Linked DNA regions of Mus musculus: regions 2 and 3 are each linked to region 1. Evidence: chromatin loops called from intact Hi-C (ENCODE). Cell type or tissue: left cerebral cortex. All regions are shown on one strand. Each heading gives the region's core, and the rest is flanking DNA. Links, peaks and the distances in the headings are about the cores only.

The links. A loop is a pair of places that touch in the nucleus more often than their neighbours do. Peaks named below come from ENCODE experiments on the same cell type or tissue, not always from the same donor. Only the 100,000 strongest peaks of a DNase experiment are listed, where the experiment ranks them.
Region 2: it touches region 1 in a loop (5-fold over the local background); 3 of 42 quality-filtered maps call a loop at or near these places.
Region 3: a loop joins it to region 1, with 2.0 times the contacts of the local background. A loop is called at or near these places in 2 of 42 quality-filtered maps.

What each region holds. Positions count from the first base shown.
Region 1 is chr3:114,899,665-114,907,361 of GRCm38, reverse strand. It overlaps a transcript of Olfm3 not described here. Among named protein-coding and RNA genes, the nearest start is that of Gm23750, 79 kb to the right of the region's middle. In left cerebral cortex, for the core only: a CTCF peak has its summit at 3,161; DNase peaks (open chromatin) are centred at 2,264, 2,565 and 3,167; H3K4me3 peaks cover 2,341 bases; H3K27ac peaks cover 1,383 bases.
Region 2 is chr3:115,639,399-115,647,095 of GRCm38, reverse strand. It overlaps Gm40124 (a long non-coding RNA gene), which reads left to right and starts at 5,370. Exons shown (of 3, transcript XR_867569.1): 1 at 5,370-5,658; 2 at 5,989-6,098. In left cerebral cortex, for the core only: CTCF peaks have their summits at 2,175 (motif pointing right) and 4,206 (motif pointing right); DNase peaks (open chromatin) are centred at 4,231, 4,671 and 4,977; H3K4me3 peaks cover 1,092 bases; H3K27ac peaks cover 727 bases.
Region 3 is chr3:115,526,678-115,534,374 of GRCm38, reverse strand. No RefSeq gene overlaps it. Among named protein-coding and RNA genes, the nearest start is that of Gm40124, 110 kb to the left of the region's middle. In left cerebral cortex, for the core only: a CTCF peak has its summit at 4,282 (motif pointing left); DNase peaks (open chromatin) are centred at 3,792 and 4,269.

The sequences.
Region 1 (7,697 bases), core at 1,002-6,001:
TCTGTAGTGCATTAGATGAGAAGAACAAAATTTAGTATATGCAAAATGTGGAGTACACTCCAATCACAAGGCAGGGGATCCATAAAGCAGGTATACACACACACACACACACACACACACACACACACACACACACACACACGCGCGCGCGCGCGCGCGCGCGCGCACACGCACACGCACACGCACACGCACACACACATATATATAGTCTTTTATAGTTGAGTTGGCAGAATTGGTCCTAGTGATAGCAAATTATCATTTATTAAAAAGTTAAACAACACAGAGAGATGTAGAATGGAGCTAGATGATGTAGGTAGAAACTTATACCTTAAAATATTTTCAAATTTCAAGAGATCTCCTATTGTATCATTTTACCTGCATCCATATATAATTATTTTGATATTTTTAGTAAACACAGAGTACATGATGGTAGAGAATCACAAAAAATAAGTTTGTTTTTTTTTAATTGTATGCTGGCATAGTATTATTCCAACATACAAGCAGCATATGGTTAGAATTTCTAGTTATTTTAATGGTATTTCTTAAGAAATGTTGGTGCACCCCCCCAAAGTGCAGTCATCTGAGGTACTATCTTGCTAAATTTTAATTTCATCACATGTAAATTTTACAACAATCATGATCTTTAAAACCCTAAACTTTTAACCTAGTCAGAACTAAATTAAAGTTGAGGACATATAAAGTTCATAGACGAGGTGACGATTATTTTGACAACCCAGTGCTACTACTTGAATGTTTTATTTGATTTATTTAATTTTGTTTAACAGCTTGTTAAATAAAAATAGTTTGGCGAAACATAATATTGGGCTCTATTTGCTCTCACAAAAATGATATTTTTTCGACAAATCCAAAACATTTGGAAATTAAATTACTTAGTATTAAGTTTTTAATATTATCTGTTATTTCATATAATATGGAACAAAATGCCATGATATGGCCTTTTAATACTCTTTTGAAACATCTTAAACTGAGCACAGTTTGAAAAGTGGATAGGTTTCTCTTCTCCCCCGGATTTCTCATCTCAGTGCTACCAGGCATTCAGAGTTCAGACTGACCTAGTTGGAAAGTTTTAAACCACTGAATAATCATATGTCATAAAAATTAACAAAGATCAAATTAACCAAAGCAGAAATGCTTATTTGGGGAAATCAAGTCTATATGTAATAAGATATTATGAAGTAACTGCAAACAATGATTGTATTTATACACTAAAGATCCCAGACTTATCCAATCAATCATACAGCTGTCATTAAGAGCCCACAGTTTCAAATTCTCATAGAAAGCCATAGCCCATTTTAAGTCCAAGAATTTATTCTGTACTAATTTGTTAATTGTGTTTTTTGATGTATATTTTATAAGATATTCTAAATTAGATAGATGAGAAGCAGAATGGATTATGCTACTATGAGGGCAGGGACATAAAGGGAAAAGTAAATAATATATAAACAAAACAATGATGTTTTATCTGGTGTAAAATGCTTAATAGCTATACCTTAGTATATACCATTATGCTTGTTAACATGGCTCTCACACACTGTTTGAAGCTTTCAAAATGTCAGTGTCAAGACTACTATAGGTTTAGAATAAAATTGTTTTATTTTTCTCAGATCTTTCTAAATATTAAATATGAAAAGCCTATTATATGAAAAGCCTGTGAAAATATTATACCATTATACTTTTTTTTAATCATATACTAGGGTAGGCTTTGAAATATCACAACCAGTAATAGATCACAGTTAGTTACACCTTCGCTATAGTTAATTGTTTCCATTAATTACACAGGCAATGTCAATTCATAAAATAATTTTAAAGAATTCAAAACACAGTATTGGATGACTTTTAGAATACAGCATCATTTCCCCAATCATGTCACATTGCTGTCCATCAAATAAGTATGCAGATCATAAATGCTTTTCGTACCTTATTCTAGCAGTTGCCTTATCCCTTACTCTAGAGAACTATGTTTTTCTTCGAATGCTTGCCTCTCAGAAATGACCATATAGGCTTTCCTCACATATCGCTAAAAACATAGTTGCATCGCTCCCTGCTTTGTACCAGATAAGCTGAGCGTTCACTTTCATTGCTGGATAATTTACAGAGTTCCACAGCTATATCGTAACTCATCCTTTCTATTGCCCTCCTTAGTTTAACAGGCTTCTTACTTCCTGTCTCCTAACACAGATCACAGAACTTCCTTGGGGTTCCCTAATCTTTTTTTCAGTAAAAGGAAAGACACATAAAGTCCCTCTCACGATGTCTCTTGGCAATGCAGAGTGTAGCTTTGCTGTTCTGTCCTAGGTTACAAGCTGCCTCCCCTATGTTTTGGACACAAACCTCAGCACATCGGCGATGGGAGTATTATTGACCAGCATCAGCTGGAAAACGCTTCCCTGCTTTCAACAAAGAGACAGCTCACCATCTAACACAAATACAGGCTTATAAACTGCATTGTTTCTGCTGCAAACTCCCTTGCATGGCCCGTCCTACTTCAAAAGAGAACATTAAGCAGCTGGACAGCGAATAAGCTAAATTCCCCGGAGAACCGCATTGCCTGCTACCCATGTACATTATCTTCACTCTGGTCCCTCCCCCCTCACACCAGGACACTACCTTAAGAAGCTAGCCCTCTGATAGTTCACCTTGTTATCTTCCAAGCAGCGTGGATGCATTAGACACCACAGGGTCGCTGAAAGAACAGTCCCCCATGTCGTTTTGGACATCCCCCCCCGCATCTTGATCAGGTCGTTACATTTTGCACATTTATTTTAAACGAGTCAAAATATTGCCCCTACCTTGGAAGGATCTAATCCAGCAAGTAAAGACAGAAGAAGGAGGTTGAGAAAGCTGGACCTCGCCTGCATTCTGATGTGGGTTTTTGCCTCTCTTTACTCTGTTTTATGTAGCCACTTCACTCACTGCGGAGACCTTTCCCACGTCAGTTGCACTTTCTGCCTGCCAGTCAGAGAAGAGTGGAAAGAGGCAGAGGCGGCGGCGGCAGCGGCAGTAGCAGCAGCGGCAGCAGAGGCAGCCGCCCTGGGGGGCGATCATTCCGCAGGCATCTCAGAGTGGGGAGTCCTGGAGCTCAAAAGGCTGGGACAGGCTGCCGCGGGTGCTGGCCGAGGTGCTGAAGCGCCTCCACCTGGTGCGCCCCGGTCTACCTTCTCCCCTTCTGTTAGACAGCCAACCCACCTCAAAAGTTTTGACTCAAAAGGATAAAGAGAGTGATTGCTGAGAGGTGTGGAGACCTGAACAACGGATATGACATCACTACAGCTACTGGGGTTTTGTACGTTGGGGGGCGGGTGGTGTTTTGAGGGAATTTGTTAACCAAAGGACTTACGCTCCAGTTCAGCCTTTGCTGGCAACTTGAGCTGCAGAGAGTCAGCTGTACACGGTATTATGAAACAGGCACTGCACTGGAACCTTCTGTCATTGACAGAGGACTTGTTTTAAAATTTGGTGCTTTAGACAAAGTTTTCAAGTGAACTGACATTGTAGTTATTCTATTTAAGGCACATGTTAAAAATAATAGACTTCTATTTTTTTATTTAGAAATGTGTATGGCTACTTATAAATACTTAACTGGAAAATATTTTGGGTTAAGAAATGGGCACTTTTATTGGGGGAGGGGGTCTACTGCAAACCTGAAAATACATTGCAGGAATAATTAAAGTGGCTTTGCATTTTCCTTTTGTACAGATATACTTCATTAGTCACCCCAACTGAAATATCTCCTCATATCCACGTATAAATACCCAGATATGTAGTCTCCAGGTCAATCTAATCTGTAGTTGCATCTGAGGAAAACACAATATCCATGAGGGGCGCATAGCAGATGGCAGAGTAAATGATTTGTAAGCTTTGAACTAACCTAAAAGAGGGTGTTTTTTTTGTTTTGTTTTTTGTTTGTTTGTTTGTTTTTGTTTTTCCTAGAGCTGAGTCACATGCAGGTGAATGAGGGGGAAATCTATGGGCAAGGAAAAGCAAGACACTGCTACTCATTGTGAAATATATGACTATACTCATACTATACTACTTGTTTAAAACTGTTTGCAACACCATAGAAAGAACAACAATATTAACCATCCAGAACCGCCCCCCATCCTGAGCTCCCAGGGACTAAACCACCAATCAAAGAGTACACATGGAAGAAACCACGGCTCCAGACTCATATGTAGCATAGGATGGCCTTGTTGAGCATCAGTGGGAGGAGAGGCCTTTGGCCCTGCGAAGGCTCGATGCCCCAATGTAGGGGAATGCCAGGGCACGGTGGTGGGAGTGGATGGGTGGGTGGGGAAACACTATCTGTCTTAGTCAGGGTTTCTATTCCTGCACAAACATCATGACCAAGAAGCAAGTTGGGGAGGAAAAGGTTTATTCAGCTTACATTACTGCTGTTCATCACCAAAGGAAGTCAGAACTGGAACTCAAGCAGGTCAGGAAGCAGGAGCTGATGCAGAAGCCATGGAGGGATGTTCTTTACTGGCTTGCTTCCCCTGGATTGCTCAGCCTGCTCTCTTATAGAACCAAGATTACCAGCCCAGAGATGGCACCACCCACAAGGGGACCTCCCCCCTTGATCACTAATTGAGAAAATGCCTTACAGTTGGATCTCATGGAGGCATTTCTTCAACTGAAGCTCCTTTCTCTATGATAACTCCAGCTGTGTCAAGTTGACACAAAACTAGCCAGTACACTATCATAGAAGCCAAGGGGGTGGGGGGAGATAGGATAGGGGATTTCTAGAGAGGAAACCAGGAAAGGGGTTAATATCAGAAATGTAAATAAATAAAATATCTAATAAAAAGGATTATTTGATCACATGGGGGAAAACTTAAGCAATGTAAATGCAATCAGTGAGATGAAGAGGCAGGAAGATTTGTCAGCCATTTGAACAACTATTCTCTTCAATCACATCTCCCACAATACAGCTTCTATTGGTTTTTAAAGAAGTAATATTTAGTTAAGAATGAAGGTTTGCAAACCAGTTACCTGTGTATCTTTTTACATTAAGCAGAGAAATTAGTTGAGGCATCAGACAAATACTATGTACAAAAGTCCTCTAAATTTTCATTAAAACTACTCCATTCCCAATGTGAAAACCACAGTTGGTATTCAATATCTACAGATGTTTCATACTATATTATTTATTTTTAAACATGATAGTAATCATGTCTGCCTGTATATAACTACTTTGTTTAGTGTTTTTCTACAAAGTGTAGATGACATAAAGCAAACTGTATTTGAAATTTTCATTATGAAGTGGTGGGTTGTAGATAATAAAAATAAAATAAATGTGATAAATTGTTTAGTGTTTAATAACAACCCAATAACCACATTTATAACTTCACATGTTTTCTATAATAAAAAGATTAAAAACCATTATCTTGAGACTGCAGAGTTGTGTTCACTCACTTTGCAATAACTTTCAAAAGCATATTTATGTTAGCTTTTTATTTACAACTGCTTTTTAAAACAATTTTAATTTCATTATTAACATGGCATAGCATGAAATTATTTTTCAGTGATTTATATATATACTATTTAGAATCTGTATTCTCAATCAAAAAAACTTCTATCAGACTAAGGAACTAAAAATTAAGTTACCAAATGGGGACAGTTTACAGAATGTTCATTGTTTATTATTTATTCTTAAGTGCTTGTAATTCTGTTGCATGCTTTTAAGACTAGGTAAACAATTTTATAACATGTATTTAGAAATATTTCCTCTTCCTAAAGCAACTTATAAAATCATTTTGTTTAAAAACAAGAACCTAACAACAGAAAGTATTAGCTAGCTTAAATGTTGGAAGATGTACTTAAAGCACACAGAAAATGTAAGATGAGAACATCATATAAATTTTAAACTTCAAGATCAACAGGTATTCTTGTAACAACATTTTCCACTCAAAATATTTTGAGCTCATGATTCACAGTATCAGTAATTGAAGTAAGACTCTTATGTAGATATTTCCATAAGTACGTATTTTCTGCATTTTGCAGGACTGGAGTAGCATTTGTAATAAAGAGTTAATAAGACAAAGTGTATGAAAGCCTGCCAGGAAGAACTGATGGGAGAGGTTGATGATATCTAGAGATCCAAACTGAGCACTGCATGGTAATTATAATACAAATGAAAACAGATGATCAGAGCATACTTACAGCACATTTCTTTAAGAGAAGCTCAGTCATTTGTAGCGAACAATCAAGTTCAGTAATAAATCAAAGCTCTACTAAACTTGCCACTGCACAACAAAAGCTCTAAAGAAAACAGCAGATACTCACCAGCATCCTACCTCTCTCTGGCTCTCTGCTAAAATAAAACAGCACAACTGCTTAATTTCTCCAAGTAGATTTCTGTTCCTTTTACTTAGTCATTTGTTTTGTGGCAAAGCCCTATCACATTTCCATACAATCAATTTAATGACATTGAGGTCATACTGTGTAATCTGTATATATCCATCTATGGAACATTTCTTGTGTAAGGGAGAAAGTCTATGAAGTGCTTTCAATTTTTATCTTCCCTTAGTTAATCCAAAGAATCATTAACTTAGAGAAAATAAATGAAGTGTCTATTCTGTTTATCTTGTGATTTCTGATTGGTGACTGCAGTCAACACGGAACATATTATAAAATATAATCATAAAATTTAGAAACTATGTAATATTTAAAAAATCTTCAATTTTTAGTGAATGCATGAAAGTATTTTATATTTGTATAAACCTCTTAAAATCAGGTTTTTATGCCTACAATGGATAGGAATTATTTTAAAATCTATGCAGCATTATCAAAACCTTAGTACCACTAAAAAAGTTTCAAAATGAATTTGTTTTCATAGATAATACTAAGATCAATTAATAACACTAAAATGTGCATACATGATATTACAAAGAAAGTTCTTTTTGTGTAATATATTTACATAAGCATTGTAAATACTTCAATAGTGTCTGTATGAGAGGCTGTCATATAGCGTTTCCATTTTTATGGTACTTTAAAAAAATCCTACCAGATTTTGATTTCATTTGTTACCTAACATTGAGATATTTCATGCTTAAGAACATGACAATTATCTAAACCTCTAGCATTTGTTTTTTGTTTTTTTTGTTTTTTTTTTTACATTCATTATACAAGTGAAAATTGTTGAGTTAATTCCTAATGCCTTTGACCTGTAAAGTCCTCCTGCACCTTTTCTTGTTTCACATTCTGCTTTTCTGGTCTTTCAGATAAGTTTTTATTGTTTAGTACTAAACTATATCTACCTAATCCTCCACACCTCCTAACTGCTCTAAGTTAAGAATCTGATAATTGTCTATTAATTTGTTGCTGTTCGATCTACTAGTTACTATATGGATTATTCCTATATTAAAATATGTTCTGAGAAGGATCTTCTGTGTTCAAGCATCCAGAGCAATGTCTGGCATTTGGATGTCACTTAATCAATAATGACTTAGTAATTAAATAAATGAATGAGATAATTTTCTAATTACATCATATACAGTATTTACATATGCAGTCTTTGCCAGATGCTACTGATTAATTTCCTCCAGACACCTCAAACTCAGTGTTTTCACCCAGTATTTTATCTCTACTGTATCAATTTGAGACATAACTTTCCCCTATGGCAAAGAGGCCTGGAAATCATAGAAAGATGGTAGAGACATGGCAAGTTTGCAACATCA
Region 2 (7,697 bases), core at 1,750-6,749, 740 kb before region 1:
AGATCAGACACCTCCTCCTGGAGAGACTGTGCAACCTGCTTTGCTTCAGGCAGCACAGCCGAATGGCCATTACTCACTAAATAATGAAACGACCTTTTCTATTCACTCAGGATCTTGAAACTTGTTTTTAAATATAGGTTCTCCTCCATTGGGAAGGCTGACATGGCCCTGATTAAAGACGACCTATGAACCCCATGCTCTGTTAGCTGTCCCTGAAGTCCCAGAGTTCTAGAGAAGCCTAGGGCCATAGAAAATGGACCTTACTCTAAGCTGTCTCTGACAGGAGGAGCTAAAACAGAGTTACTGCCTAGTTCAATATATACCCCTTGGTCTGCTCGGACTAAAACCTTTTGCCTTCAGAGTCAGATGGAACAATACTTGTGCATTATGGGACAAGTCTAAAACCCTATAATGAAGGAAACAGAGGCAACCTGGACCTCATAGAGAGTCCTCACTCAAAATTAACGAGGACTTGGGTTTCTCTTTTGGAGGTGTTTTGCAAGCATGTCTGAAGGCCACACCCCTTTGCTGTTCAGGTTATTTCAACAAGTTGTATTTCAAGTAGGCATGGTGGCCACATCTATAATCTCCCAGCACATGTGAGGGTGAAGCAGGATGGTTGTCAGGTGTTAGGAAGCATTCTTGGGCTTCAGAGTAGATTCCAGGGACAGACAGCATCAAGGATATCCAATTCAAATCTGAAACAAGCCAGATTCTAATACTGCAAGGTGGATTTGAGCCATCAGGAACATGCAATATATGGTGGGTTTGGGGGGTAGATTCCTTGGTTAACACCAAAGAGCCCTTCTGAGTGATGTGAACTACTCTGTTCTCCACTGAGATGAGCTATTCTCCTCTTCTGAGAATTGTTTTGTGTGATGTACGTGTATATGTAGTTGTGGCATGTATAGTTGGTGTTTTTTTTTTTTTTTTTGAGACATAATCTTTGTATCTTCATTTACTATGACATTCACTATGTAGTCCAGGCTGGCCTTGAACTCACAGCAATCCTCCTGATTACATGTCCCAAATCTTCTGACTACAGGCATAAGCTACCATAACTTCTGGGTTATCATGAGAACCCTCAAGGAATTTCAGCTTGTGAGGCACATGTATCTTGAAAATGTGTCCCGGATGAGATCAGACACCTTCTCGTAGCACGCCTACGTAAGCTGGGGCAAAACAAGGAGCACATCTGATATCTTGTCATAAGCACTGTGTGTGACTTGCTAGAGGACAGGAGGCAGAGATATTTGGAAGATATTCAAGTTGTTTTTTTTTTTTCCCAACTCACCTCATCTTGAGGGTCTTTTAGGTCATGGATGGTGTACTGAAAGCAAAAGGACAAAGGTGAAAAGGTCACATTTCCCTGGGGGGCAAGCATCTAGAGGAGTTGGTGGCTCCTGGGTCGCATCTTGAGGAGGCACCACTTAGGAACTAGGCAGTGCCACAATGAGTTGCCATAAACTCAATTGTCTTGGAAGTTGGTTGAGTCTGCGTATGGCACTCTGGAATAACTGTATCCTAGCATTTCAGAAAACAAGAACAGGTCATAGACTCTAGAAAGAATTCCCCTCTCACTCTTGACCCCAGCTCCCGAGTACTCTATAAAGTCCAACTGGCTTGGCCTTAAAATAGCTCATAAAACCCTTGTGCCAGAGCGATGTCATATTGTTATTTCTGGAAACACAAATACATAGAAAGAAGTCTGAGCATATATGCCTGGCTAGGTTCCCTACAGTTTACTATCAGCTCATACCTCCTTGTTCGTAAGAACACACAGGTTTTCCTGTACCTCTGAGTCTTAATGTCTCTCCTTTCCTCCCCTCTGTTTCTTCCTCCATCCTCTCTCCCCCTCCCTTCCTCCTTTCCTCTCTCCCTTTCTCTCTCTATTCTTCCCTCCCTCCTTCCAGTCTTTCCCTCCCACATCTTTCTCCTAGGTCACACATAGCCCAGATTGGCCTTGAGTCCTCTATGAGGGTGTGGATGACCTGGGTGACCATGGATTCCCAATCCCCCTGCCTCTGTCTCCCAAGTGGTGGGTAGACGATGTCCTGTGGAGGCTTAGTTTCTGAAGGCTCCTGGGCCACATCAAACTTTTTTTTTAAAGAATTATTTATTTTATGAATATGAGTACATTGCTGCTATCTCCAGACACACCAGAAGAGGGCATCAGATCCCATTACAGATGGTTTTGAGCCACCATGTGGTTGCTGGGAATTGAATTCAGGACCTCTGGAAGTGCAGTCAGTGCTCTTAACCATCTCTGAGCCATCTCTCCAGCTCCCACATCAAACTTTTATTAAGTAACTATGTACTCATTTCTCTAATTAATCTATCTTTTGATGTAGGGTTCTTAGTCACGAAATTCACGATGGTGAAGATAAGTCTTTTCTCCAACATCTAAGCTGAATCCTGACAGACGAGACCAAGTTGTTCAAATAAGTGTGCTGGTGAGACGTATCAGAGGCTCAGGTAGCTGACACACAGGTGCAAAGGGTCAAAAGGGGAGAGGGAAGTTATAATTAGAGCGGGCAGAGCATAAAATGAGAAGAAAGGGGAAGTTCAGGGGTGTGACTGCATTGCCAAGCCCAAAGAGCCTTCCCCAGGGCAATGAGAATCCAGCAGATGGTTAAAGCAACAAGCAAAGATTTAGCTTTCTTACAGTTGCCCCTGCCCACTGCACAGTCCTTCCAGCCATTGAAGTCTCATAGGCCATGTTTCGATCACTGGGTGCTTGTGTGCAGTGGTTCATATGGGAGGCGGGAGTTGCTGAATGGATGGGATCAGAAGGTGGGGATGGGCGCTGCTTGCTGAGTCAGCCATCTCAGCAGTGTTTGGAGGCACACACGCTTGCTTTTCCTCTTAGGTGGCAGGGATGGGAGTGATTGACATCTGACTTGTATTAGGGTTACAGCTCAATACATTGTGCTTTAATGGATAGTGCACTGGCTTCTGGGTAAGAGACCCGTGTTCATGACACTGATGGAGTTCAGAACACACTTCCTAAATATAGGCGCCTGGGCATGTGATAAAATGCTGGCGACAGCATATCATGACATGAATGGAGTCTTCCTTTTTTATCTTACTTGACAAAGATCCTAAAACCTACAAAGAGTTTTCTGGCCTTTCTCCCAGGAAGGTTATGGGATGGATTGTCAATCTTTACTGGAAACAAAGAAGCTGAAGACACAAGGGGTCTCAACAGGACAGCGTTTCCCCTTCTTTATTATCTTTAGGTCGGAGCTCCTGTCCCATCCTGATTTCCACCACTGTCCCCTCTTCTTCACACCAACACAGTAAAATACACAGATTTTAGGGTCTGGAGAGGTGACTCAGGGGTTAAGAGCGTATTGTTGTTTCAGAGGACGGGAGTTTGATTTCCAGCGCCAGTGTCAGTTGCTTCACAACAGAACTCCAGCTCTAAGGAATCTATTCCTCTGATCTCTGCCTTCATGCACACAGACATACATGATTAAAAAAACCAAAATAATTATTTAAAGAACGCACAGGTTGGGGCTGGTGAGATGGCTGAGCGGGTAAGAGCGCTGACTGCTCTTCCAAAGGTCCTGAGTTCAAATCCCAGACACCACATGGTGGCTTACAACCATGTGTATCGCTACAGTGTACTCATAAAATAAACAAATAAATCTTAAAAAAAAGAACACACAGGTTACCCTACTGCAGTGGACTTCCATTCTGAAAATTCTGAGGTCACATGAACTCGTATTACATAAGTTGGTATGCTTTCTCTTGTTAATATTTGTTACAGTGGCTCCACTCATGAACCTAGTGTGAGGGAACGCTTCACTTCTTACAACACCCTAGCAAGAGCCACGTTCTTCATTTTGCTCATTTCCCAGAGTCCTTCTCCTACAGACTAAGGACCAGCGGCTTAGTAAAATGCTCTCTCATCCTGCCCAGTGACTTGTGGACAAGGAAGTGGTTCTGAGAGTAGTGCTTTTGCCAACTTGCCTGGGAACTCGCTAGAAATGCAAATTATTGTGCTCCACCCAAGACGCAGTGGAAACTCTGTGGGTGGAACCGAGGCTTCTAGCTTTTAGGAGTCCTCCAAGAGACTCTGGCTAATGTTAAAGCTTGATGAGTATATTTAAGGGGGTAAACTTTAATAAAAAAAGTTGCTGAACCAAACAAAATTAATCTTCTCAGATCTCCTCTCCGAAGTTCCGCGGCTTCACCAGGAGAGGGCGACCGCGGACCTGCCTTTTGCCTTCCCAAACTGCAGAGCCCAATGCGATGGTAAACAGCAGCCACAGCAAGTTCCATCCATTGCCCAAGTAAATCACAAAATATATAAAAAGAGACTTCAAAAGGCAGCGGTATCAAAGCGGCAGTTAAAGAGAAGGAGACATCCAAAGTCACAGCTGCATCGACGGAGGAGGCTGCTTCAGCATCTAGGATTCGGAAGCATTTAGGGATGAATTTTTCCTCCCCCCCCCCCCCCCCAGTATTTCTCCGAGTCCCTTTCCTTTGATATACATGAGCCTCTCGACTTTCCTTTGTTCTTTTCCCACGCGTCAGGTTTTCATAAAGTTTTTCGAGTTGATGAGCTCCCACCACCACCACCCCCACCCCCGCCCGAAAAGACGTTAGATCCGCAGCACCAGCAGCTGCGGTTTTGGATCTGCAATGCTCTGCAGCCTTAGCCAGGTTCACCGCCGAGTGCAAGCAGGGAATGTCTCTCCACCCAACTTCCTCCGTAGGACCCCACCACCTTCCGCACTGAAAATATTTTGATGTCTGGTGTGGCCTGTGTGCCCTGCTCCTTTCTCCTCTACTCTGGACCTGTCTCATTGCTTCAGGCCCATTTCCTGCACCAGGGGATTTTTTTTTCCTCCCACAAGAGCCAAGGGGTAGGGGGTGCGAGGAAGAGTGAAGGAGACTTCCCAGTCTTCTCTCTGCTTGGCCTGCATATCCGGTCTTTATAATGAGGCACACCAAGGCCAGGAAATAGGGGCCCGGGTAAGGGGTACAGATGTCTTGAAGGTTTGCACTTGTCTTAACTGTCTCCGGAACAAAATGTGAAACTCCTCCAAAGAATGGGCTGTACTTGTAATAGGCGTCTTACAGTGCGTGTTCATGAAATGTAGTTTAGGGAATCCTAGGCAATTATATTCCGCACACTTCAGGCCAAAACAAGTTAAAAGATTCTCCCTTCAGAAAAGTGTAATTAAAACAACAACAGCAACGGCAGTGAGGCTTCATTTCCTTAAATTTGTTTAAAAATTTTTAATTAAGTTTTTTGACAGGACATTTATATCGTTTTCTCTAAGGTCCAGGGAACACCCAGGAAGGAGAAGCGGAAAGCATTCAGGGCAGGAAGATTGGGGGGTGGGGGTGGGGGGACGACTGGGAGGAGCTGGGAAACGCTATCTTCTGGGCACAGGAATGTCAAAAGGTGATATCACAGCACAGAGGACTGCCAGCACGGGATTGCACAACACTGGGCTTATCAACAGCTAACCACGGACAGGAAAAGGTTCTCAGTGACTGGTGGATTCTGGGAAGGGATAGTCATTGTCTTCAGTTGTGTACCCAAGGTGAGCCAGCTAGGCTCCAGAGGAGAGTTCTGCAGACACACAGATAGCCCTGGTTAAAATCAGTGGTTCACAAAACAGAACAATATACCAGGAGCTGGTAAGGGACTTGTACGGAGGAGAGGGAGGGATGGGAGAGTAAGAGAGGGTGGAAGGGATGCAAGTAACCAAATGAACTATGTACTTGTATGAAACTGTCAGGAAATAGATTCAACTAATAGAAAGGAAGAGAGAAAGAATACAATGGGAGGAATATTTGGGGGTGGAAGGACACTAACAAAAGATTGCTGGGTGACAGGCTTTATTTATTTATTTATTTATTTATTTATTTTATTGGTAGAGATCTGAATATCTATATAACCCAGACAGGGAATGAACAACACATCAAAGTTTGGTGAACCAATGGCTTTTTTATTGGTGTTACTTGCAGGAGTATGGTGAGCAGTTACAGAAAGAAACCACTCAAAGAAAGCTGCATCACAAAACTCCATCTCAGGGTGGGAGCCAGTTCTGGGAAGCTGCAGGACACTAGCTCACCAGGTGAGGGAGTCCCCTTTTCAGGTGATCTAAGCCTCTTAAGGAAGCTCAGCTGTTTTTTTGTTTCTTCTAGTTTGGCTGATCTCTGAGTCTGCTAGTCTTATTTCTGCTTTTTTCCAGGTACCTGGGCTTGTCTGAGAGTTACTTTTAGTGTGTGTGTGTGTGTGTTTGGAGCGGGAGGGACCCAGTGAATCTGGTCAGTTTCAGGAACTTCCTAAAGCTAGCTTGAGCTGCTTACTTCCGGTCTTAATGATCTTCCATGCAGGACAGAATGGGTCAATCTGGAGGATATTTCTACATAGCAAAGAGAAAGGGGGAAGATGGAAGACAGCAATAGGAGTGGAAAGATATGCTCTTACACAAACATAGGCACATACACAAATATACACACAAATATATTAAAAAATATCACAAAGAAAACCACTTCTTTGTGTGCTAATAAAAATCAATTAAAAACTTAAAAATGATTATATACGTACATTTATATGTATATGTATATATATATATATGAATTGGGTTTTTTCTTTTTTGAGACTTTGCTTATCTATGTATCCTGGCTTGGATTTGCCTTTTAGGCCAGTCTGGCTTTGCACTTCCTGGGCACCTGCTTTTTCATTCATTTTTAACATTAGCATATAAAGTAATGTGTTTCATTATCATTTTCAATTTAGACTCGCAGAGCATTTCCTGCTCTGAGGACGCCACAGTGGGGAAGGGGTTTGCCTGTCGATATAAGAAGTATAAGAAGCCATATTTTATAGCTTTAAGGCTGTATGAGATTCCTTCTCAATTTATAGTGAGATCTTCACACATCTATTCTAAATGCAAGTTCAAATGGAAATGCTTCACGGCTCCCAGCCAGCGGAAGAGAGAGGGAAAGGAAGGATATAATAATTTAAGCCTGGTTCTATGCTGACAGATTCGAGGCAATAGGCACACAGGCAGCTTTACCTTTCAGGGCCAGGCAGCTTCCAGGTTTAGGGGTGCTTATGAAAATGAGGATTTGCGAGTGCTGAGTGGCTATCTTGACTTTCGAGTAAGAGGGCAGGACATATTGATGGCTCATTCAAGGATGCTCCACAGCGCTCCTGATTTGTCATTGTGAGACAATCAGGTTCTTTCTTTTCTGGTGGTTTGTCTACTGCTATGCTTTGTTTCATTTCTGTTGTTCTCGTGCAATGTTCTAAAATTCTGAGACTGTCTGAAGGCAAGATGAAGATTCAGGGAAAATTGGGGGAATAAGAAAAGAGAGAGGAGAGCCACGTAAGGAGGCATCTGGTTGATGCCTCTCACCAGGAACTGCTCAAGAATTCCAGCTTAAGACCATTGACCCTTTCCAGGCACACAGCTGAAAACTCCCAGGAACCACACAAGAAACCCACTTATTTACGGGCAAAGGAGCTGTGTTAACCCTCTTGGGCAACCTTATTTGTTTCTGGTTTCATCCGATTATATTTCCATGCAAAGCACCTGTGATGGTTTGTATATCCTTGGACCAGGGAGTGGCACCATCTGAAGGTGTGGCCTTGTTGGAATAGGTGTGACCTGGTTGGAATGGGTGTGTCACTGTGGGTGTGGGTATAAGATCCTCACCTTAGTTAC
Region 3 (7,697 bases), core at 1,750-6,749, 630 kb before region 1:
TTTCTCTGCCCTGTTTCTTTACTACTGTCGTCAGGGGAAAGAAAAGCATGAAAGAGTCATTTCCAATGATTATCCCATGATTACTGTCTACTCTAGGAGATCCAGGGGCTGAAGATCTGGTTCATCAGTTAAGAGCACTTGTTGCTTTGGCTAAGGACTCAGGCTCGATTCTCTGCACTCACATGATAGTCCACAACCCTATGTAACTCCAGTTCTAGGTGAACTCATGCCCTCTTCTGACCTCTGCATGCACCAGGCACACAATTACATGAAAGAAAAAAGGTCCACACACAACAAAACTCCACAAAAATACAAAAAAAGGAATATTCAACTTCTGGGACCAGGGAAATAGTTTAATTCATAAAGTGCTCACTGTGTGTGGTGATTCTAATAGAAATCGTTGCCCCAGAGGCTCTTAAATTTGAATGCTTGGTCATTAGGGAGGCACAAGGATTAGGACGTGTGGCCTTGTTGGACTATTTGTGGCCTTGTTGAAGGAAGTAGTCATTAGGAGTGGGCTTTGAGCTCTCAGATGCTCAAACCACATCCAGTGTGGCAATCTCTTCCTGCTGCAAGCACCATACCTGTCTGCATGTTGCCATGGTTCCTATCATAATGATGATAGATTAAACCTCTGAAAATTTAAGCAAGCTCCAAGTAAATACTTCATAAGAATCGCAATGGTCATAGAGTCTTCACAGCTATAGAACACTGAGGCATGTGTCAGCATGGGGACCTAAGATAAAAATACAGAGTGAAGTGGTGTGTGATGAGAAATGGACAGGTGGATAGGATCCCCGGACCTCTCTGGCCAACCAGCCTATGAATCAGCAAATTCCAGGCCGCTGAGTGATCTTGTCTGCCTTCTTGCCTACACATGCATGCACGTACATGTGCATGTTCACAATACACACACATATGCACATGGACACACAAAATCCAACTTCTTTCAATTCAAGTTCCAAAAACTACTTTCCCCTGATTGGACTTTTCAGCTATTTTAAGAAAATATTTTTTTTCTGGGGTCATAGCTCAAGAATGATTTAGGAAACAGATTTATTGTTTAGCTTCTGTATAATGGCAGTGATTCTCACACTTTGGGGAGCATTAAAATCAGTTGGTCGCCAGTCCTGCAGCCTGATATTATGATGCTCTAGTCTTGGGTGGGGTTGACAGTCTGTGCTTCTGATAAGTTCTCAAGCGGCTCAGGGGCAACACTAGGGGGTTGGATGCTTTAGAATAACCTGTTTTAGTTTCCTTTTTCAGAGTACAACCTAATTTCTGTCACCTAAAACCTTATACATACAGGAACATCATGTAAAACATAGTTTCATAAAATAAGCAAGCCTTTAGACATTGAAAAAAAGTAACTCTTAATCCTCAAGTTTGAAGGAAGAATGCTAGTGGTTTGAAACTCCTCAAGTCATGACGCTGCCTCTCAGATTTTCCCATTTCTTTATTTACAAAACGAAAACAACACCTACTTTTCCTGGAACAAGAGATTTGGTTCCAGGCTAATCTTGAGAAGCAAAATCAGGAGATTTGCTTGCTTCAATTGAAAAAGAGATTTTCACAGCATCAGAGACTTCCCTGGGGACTACACACCGACGGGAAGGTATTATGTTGCCTCCACAGATGAGCGGGGCAGCCTTGTTTTGTGGAAGACTGTGCACTCTGCCTCTGGGCTGAATTTCAAAACGGTGTACCAGCGATCACCCTTCATGGACAGCATAGCATCTCGACGGGGTCTCAGCACAATGTAGAGACAGATTTATCTGTGCAGCGTTGAAAAGGATGCCCATGTTTGGGCCTCACACACTCTTAGCTGGGGCCTGGGTATCATCGAGTCTCACGTGGGAATCTTTCCATGGGCCATAAACTTCGACTCCCTGTAGCATCCCTTTCTTGGCGAGCAAAGCAAGTGCTGGCAGGTGACTACTGGCTTATAGATGATGGGCACATTCTCTATGTCTCCAAGTTTGATTGCATTGGGGATATTAAATTCCCACGCAGTGAGCACTCTATCACAGGACAAATGAGAGTGTCAGAGCCGGCGTTTTAAGGCCCTGTGTTATTATGTGCAATGATAAACTGCTTGTGCGTGATTAAACTGCCTCCATGGGCCTCGGCCCTCACTCTTTTCACTTTGCAGGTGATACCATCTATCTTTGCAAGCTTTCCCTCTCACCAAAGAGAAGACTCACATGTGTTGAACTGCCGCACGGCGCTTGAGACACTTGAGACGTAGATTGAACTGAATAGTTGATGCTTTATTTTCCTGGTCATGCGGCGCTGGGCCAGATCTGGATAGCTGTAAGTCATCTTGGGTTTGGCCACCTGTTTGAAGGTTTAATTTCAGCCTTCAGCTAGGCAAAAGCAAGCAGAATTATCACTTTTTTTGAGAAGGAAGTGAAACAGGTTAGGTTTGAGCCTCAGCTTTCTCTGACTATTTCCCGTGACTGCTGGTTGTTTCAACACAAAGATGGGCCAGAGGACAGGACTTTTTCATCAAGAATCACTCAGACTTGCCCCCCAAGCTAATCATGTTTATAGTTGTGAGAAACTCAGGTTATTAAAGTGTTCTGTATTCAAGACATTTGTCCTGAATAACAGTTCCCTCAGAAGAACCTTCACTTGGGTCACATTTTTAGCCCCAAACTGGCTTCTAAGGGCTCTAGGATTAGGTGATTATAACAAGATTATGAAGTTATTATGGATACAATGAACAGACACAATGACATCACGTTTGTTGTTGTTTTTGTCTCCAAATATGCTTTTGAGGGAGTTGACTTTGTGACAGGCTATTGTACTAAAAATGTGTATTTTCTACTCGTTTTGGAAATCACAATGTAGGCATAAGTTTTTTCTCTTGTTTCAAAGATATACCACCATGTAATTCTATTTTACAAATGTAATCATTTTAACCAATATTCACATGAATGCATATTTTATGTGAAAAAAGAAAATGTGTATTGGGGATGATGGCAAGTTCTCACCAGATGCTGAAGTCATTGTTTTTGAATACTTTATTTTTTCTTGAAATATATTTTCTGGGTGCCCCTTGGCTTGACTTTCTGGAAATCCAGGTTGATTCAGGTGGTTCCTTCGGGAAATATTGTGTCCACATTTCTATAGTATATAGGTGATTCTGAAGGGGGAAAAAGCCTGTCAGGATTCCATCTCCCATCTCTGCAGCCAGCTAGGGGAATTCCTATTGAGTCAGGTGAGACCGTGGATATAATACTAGCCTCAGGCTTTGGACAAGGCTGCTGGCTGGCCTGTCAGCAGCTGCACTTCTCCTAGGGTCTTGACATTTGTGGAGGTGGGGTACACACACGTGGGTGTCCTAGCCTGGTGCAGTGTCTCATGAGCTTGGAGGACATTGACTAAACACTCAGTAGCGAAGCTTGTGTTGACAGCTTTGCATTCCACTCATAGCCATAACTAGAGAAGAAAAGCAAAACAAAACAAAGTTTGAATATGAGAGGTGAAAATTGAGAAATGAGAAACACCCGTTCTTTTGGCTGTTTCTTTTCCCTTTCCTTCTCTTTTCATTTCTTTTTCATGTTTGTGAAATGACAAACAGGGCCTAATTACACTTTGTTCTTCGGGAATCAATTTGTCCTTAGTTTTAGATCAGGTCTGAAGACAGTATTATGAATGCAGTTGCCAGAAGAGAATGGGGCTGGTGTGACCTTCTCAGTCTCTCTGGGGCTCTGAGGTAAAGAGGCTCACATTGCCATGGAGCCTGTCGGTAGGCAGCCAAATATTTAGGTCAAAGCATTTGCCTACAGTTTATGATTGTAACTCAGAGAAAACTTTGGCAGGGAAATGCAGCCCTTTTCCTTATTCTCTCTCTTTAGGGATCAGCACCCACTCAAACCGGCCCTCTATGAATTCTCACACTTCCCCAGCAGGTACATCCTTGGAACTGTTTTAGTAACCAACAAAAATAAGAATGATAGTTCTTAGTAATTAGCTTGCTAGAGAAAAGGATCACAGCTATTAAATTCAAGCTATGCTAATGTGGAGTCTAAATCTAATGAATGACCCATTCTACAACTTTATTGAAGTCCTGGTCTTATGGCTGCTGGTTATTGATTAACTAACAAGGTTGTTGGATGCTGTTTAGATTTCCACTGTTGTGCATACATCGTGCAAGGTTTGTAGGAGTTATTAAAAAAATAGTAACAATTGTAAAAATATTGTTAAAGATCATCCCATCCCATGCCAATGCTTGGACCATCACGACAACAGCACCCTCCAGTGGCAGAACCACCTAATGAGAATGAAGAAAACAAGCCGTGTGCTCACAAGGCAGGCGTTCTTCCTGAAGGAGATTAATTTATGGGGTTGAAGACATGGAACCATTTGCATAGTGCAAGGGTAGCATCCTTGAAACTCTGAGTTCCATCCCCAGCACCACATAAGCTGGGTGGAATGGCCTATTTTAATGTCACAGCATCGTTCTTTACTACGTTCTTAACCATCCTTATGCCCACAGATAAGTTTAGCTATATTCTTTATCACAGAAGCATCTCTTTGCAGCAAATAGAGACCACCACAGAAAGCCACAGGTGGATACAATGAAGAACCAAACAAATTGTGTGTAGTCCAGGTCCAATGGGTATATCTATATCAGAGCTTCTGCATTTGTGCCTCAGGAAACATTTTGGAGGAGGGATGGAAAGATGGTAAAAGCCAGACTATTAGGAAGTCTGCTCTGAAAAAGGTTTTCTTAGAAAGGGCTGAATAAACAGACCAGAACAACGGCATCATCAAGGGGCATGGTAATATGGAAGGTGGAACTTTTTGTGGATTCTTACCACTAAACTACAGGCAATTAATGACTTTTCGAAGAATGAGAGTTAGCTTCTCCCAGAAATGGGCTCCCTTACTGGTTGTCCTGTGCAGAGTGGTCAGCCGTACACACTCAAAGAACAAATTGGAATCAATAGGGTATACTCACCTTTGTTTAAGCACTCATACACTCACGTATATGCATGTAACAAAAATAGTCAAAGGAAAAGAGGCTATTAACTTGAGAATTGGGGACAATAGGAGTAATTTGAGGGATGGCAGCTGTGTGTGGGACACTGGAGTGAGGAAATGGAGGAGGAAAGTTATATAATTACAGTTCAATTAAAACATATTTTAAAAACTCTATTGGTCCAATTTAGTGCTGTCAATGAGCTTATGGTATAGGACCATCTACAGGATCCCGGTTGTTTCTCCTGTATCAAATCGCTAGGGAAGACTGATTCTTTCTTCCCCAGCCAACTTCAACTGCAAATAGCTCCTCAGCAAGTGTGAGACTTTTTGACTTCACCATCTTGGTTGGGATTTTCTCTGACTTGGTCTTGTATAGGATTTGTACCTGTAGTCAAAGCTGCTATGAGTTCATGAGTGTAATGGGCCTGCCATGTTTGGAAATTATTGTATTGTAGATTTCTACTGCCCCTGGCTCTTCCACTCCTTGCACTCCCTCTTCCAAGATGATCCTTGAACTGGGAGGATGAGTGTCATACTGATGTCCCAATAGTACTGACGACTCCCAGTCTCTTATTCTCTGCATGCAGAAAACATGCATGTCTCTGTGTCAATCATCATCTGCAGAAAAAAAAGAGAGGTGAACGATATGTAATCCATATGCATAAAGGTATTTATACCTAGGGACAGCTTAACACTACGTCCATTTACCAGAAGAATAGTAGTAAGCAATCCCCTTGGGCCTATGATCTATTCAGCTACAGGTTCTTGGCCCAGGTGATAATAGCTGCCATGCATTTCATTTTGTGGAGTGTATCTTAAATATAATCATATAGTTTTTGTCACTCTTACAGTATTTGTACCATTATTGCATTGGTGGGCCTATCTTGTCAGGCCAGTTATTGTAGTTCACGGGGTTCACAGCTGGGCAAGATTATTGACTGCTCCCCCTACCCCCGCCTTTGGTAGTTTCCAGAGCTCTGAAAGCCAATCAATAAAGATGGAGTTTCTATGTTGATAACAAGGTGGTTTCTCTATGTTCTATGATTCAAGTACATAGTTATTTTTAGCAATAGGGTCTTACCACCAAGTTCTGGAGGATGGCCAAGAACAATGTAATGTTGTGGGCTCTAAGGAACGGACAACTAGAAGAAAGGTAACTCTTACCTGACATGGGGCTTTTCACTTGCTAACATTACCTAGGAGAGGCATCCCATCCTCATTGTAGGGTAACTATATATAAACTTTCTGTATGTATGTATGTACTTTGAAAACTTTCCACAATAAAGCTTCAATGTGGCTTTTCCAACAGACTTTAGTTTTAGCTATCCCTACAGTGTCCTCTCTCGTGCCCTCCCATCTCCTACTCTACCAAATCTTACTTGCTCCATTCTTCCTGTTTCTCCCTTCTTATCACCAGTTTTCCCCCTCCTTTGGAATGCTCTCCATGTCTTCTTACTTATAAGAGCCCTCTACTCTACAGACACATATCGTAAGATCCAATGACAGCATCCACATGTGAGAGAGAAGATGAAATGTTTATCTTTCTGGGTCTGGTTTGCCTCACTCAGAATGATCATTTACATCTCCATTCATCAAATATGCTCTTCAAACACAACTAATGGCTGGGGAGAATATTAGAAAGATACAAAGAGTGACATTTGAATCTATCTTGGAGGATAAGAAGAAGCATGTCTGAGTGGATGGGAGGCTGTGGGTAGGATATTGGAAGAGTAATTCCACAGGGAAGGACAGCCGGTGAAAAGGTGGTTGGGGTAAGCCATGATGAGACATCTGGAATGGCTGTTCAGAAGGGTTAAAAAAGTGGAATGGTGAAATTATTAGCTTGGGCTAAAAGATTTGCAGCTTGGTTTAACCAAATGAAAGTTCAGATTGTTATTCTACAGATCGCTACTGATTATCGAAGGACTGACATGTGGAAATGGCTTGATCGGTTTGCAAATTGAGAAATATAATTTTAGTGACAATTTTGAGAATTCACTTGGTGGAGAAAAGACAAAATTGGAGGTGGAAGTTGAATGTGAAATCCTCTTCCTTTTGGCCAGATTCTGGATTCCATTTTTTGGCTCAGAAAGTAAGCTCACTGTTTTCAGAGATAGCCAGGCTAGTTGTGGTGTCTTCTTAGAAAACATTATCCACATTGCTGTGTGAGTTTCTGCTAAGCAAAATAGGAAATTGTGGCAATTCCTTAAATTGCGCAGGACACGTGAAACTGACCTGAAAAACTATAATAAATTAAAGAAATTTAAGATAGGATATACACAGGCCACTGAGCAACCGCTTCCCCTACTCCATGAAATGGTCACATTTAGCTTGGCTGGATGTGGTCATAGGCCCTGATGATTTCAACAGCAGGTTATTCTTTATTCTGTGACATCTTAATGGATCAGAAAGCTATTATGGAATAACACAAAATGTAATTATATAAAACACTATGTTCCGAGTGGAAAATTTGAGCTGAGAAATAGTTGAGTTGTTCAGAGAACTTGCTATCTTCCAGTGGATGCAGGTTAGTTCCCAGTGCCAACATCAAGTAGCTCGCAATAGGCTTATAACTTCAGCTTCAGGGGATCCAAGACCCTCTTCTGGTCTCTGTGGGCACCTGCATGAATATAGTATTTACTCACATAAGCATACACATATACACAAATAAATAAAAAGCATGGGGGGATGAAATAAGATAAGGA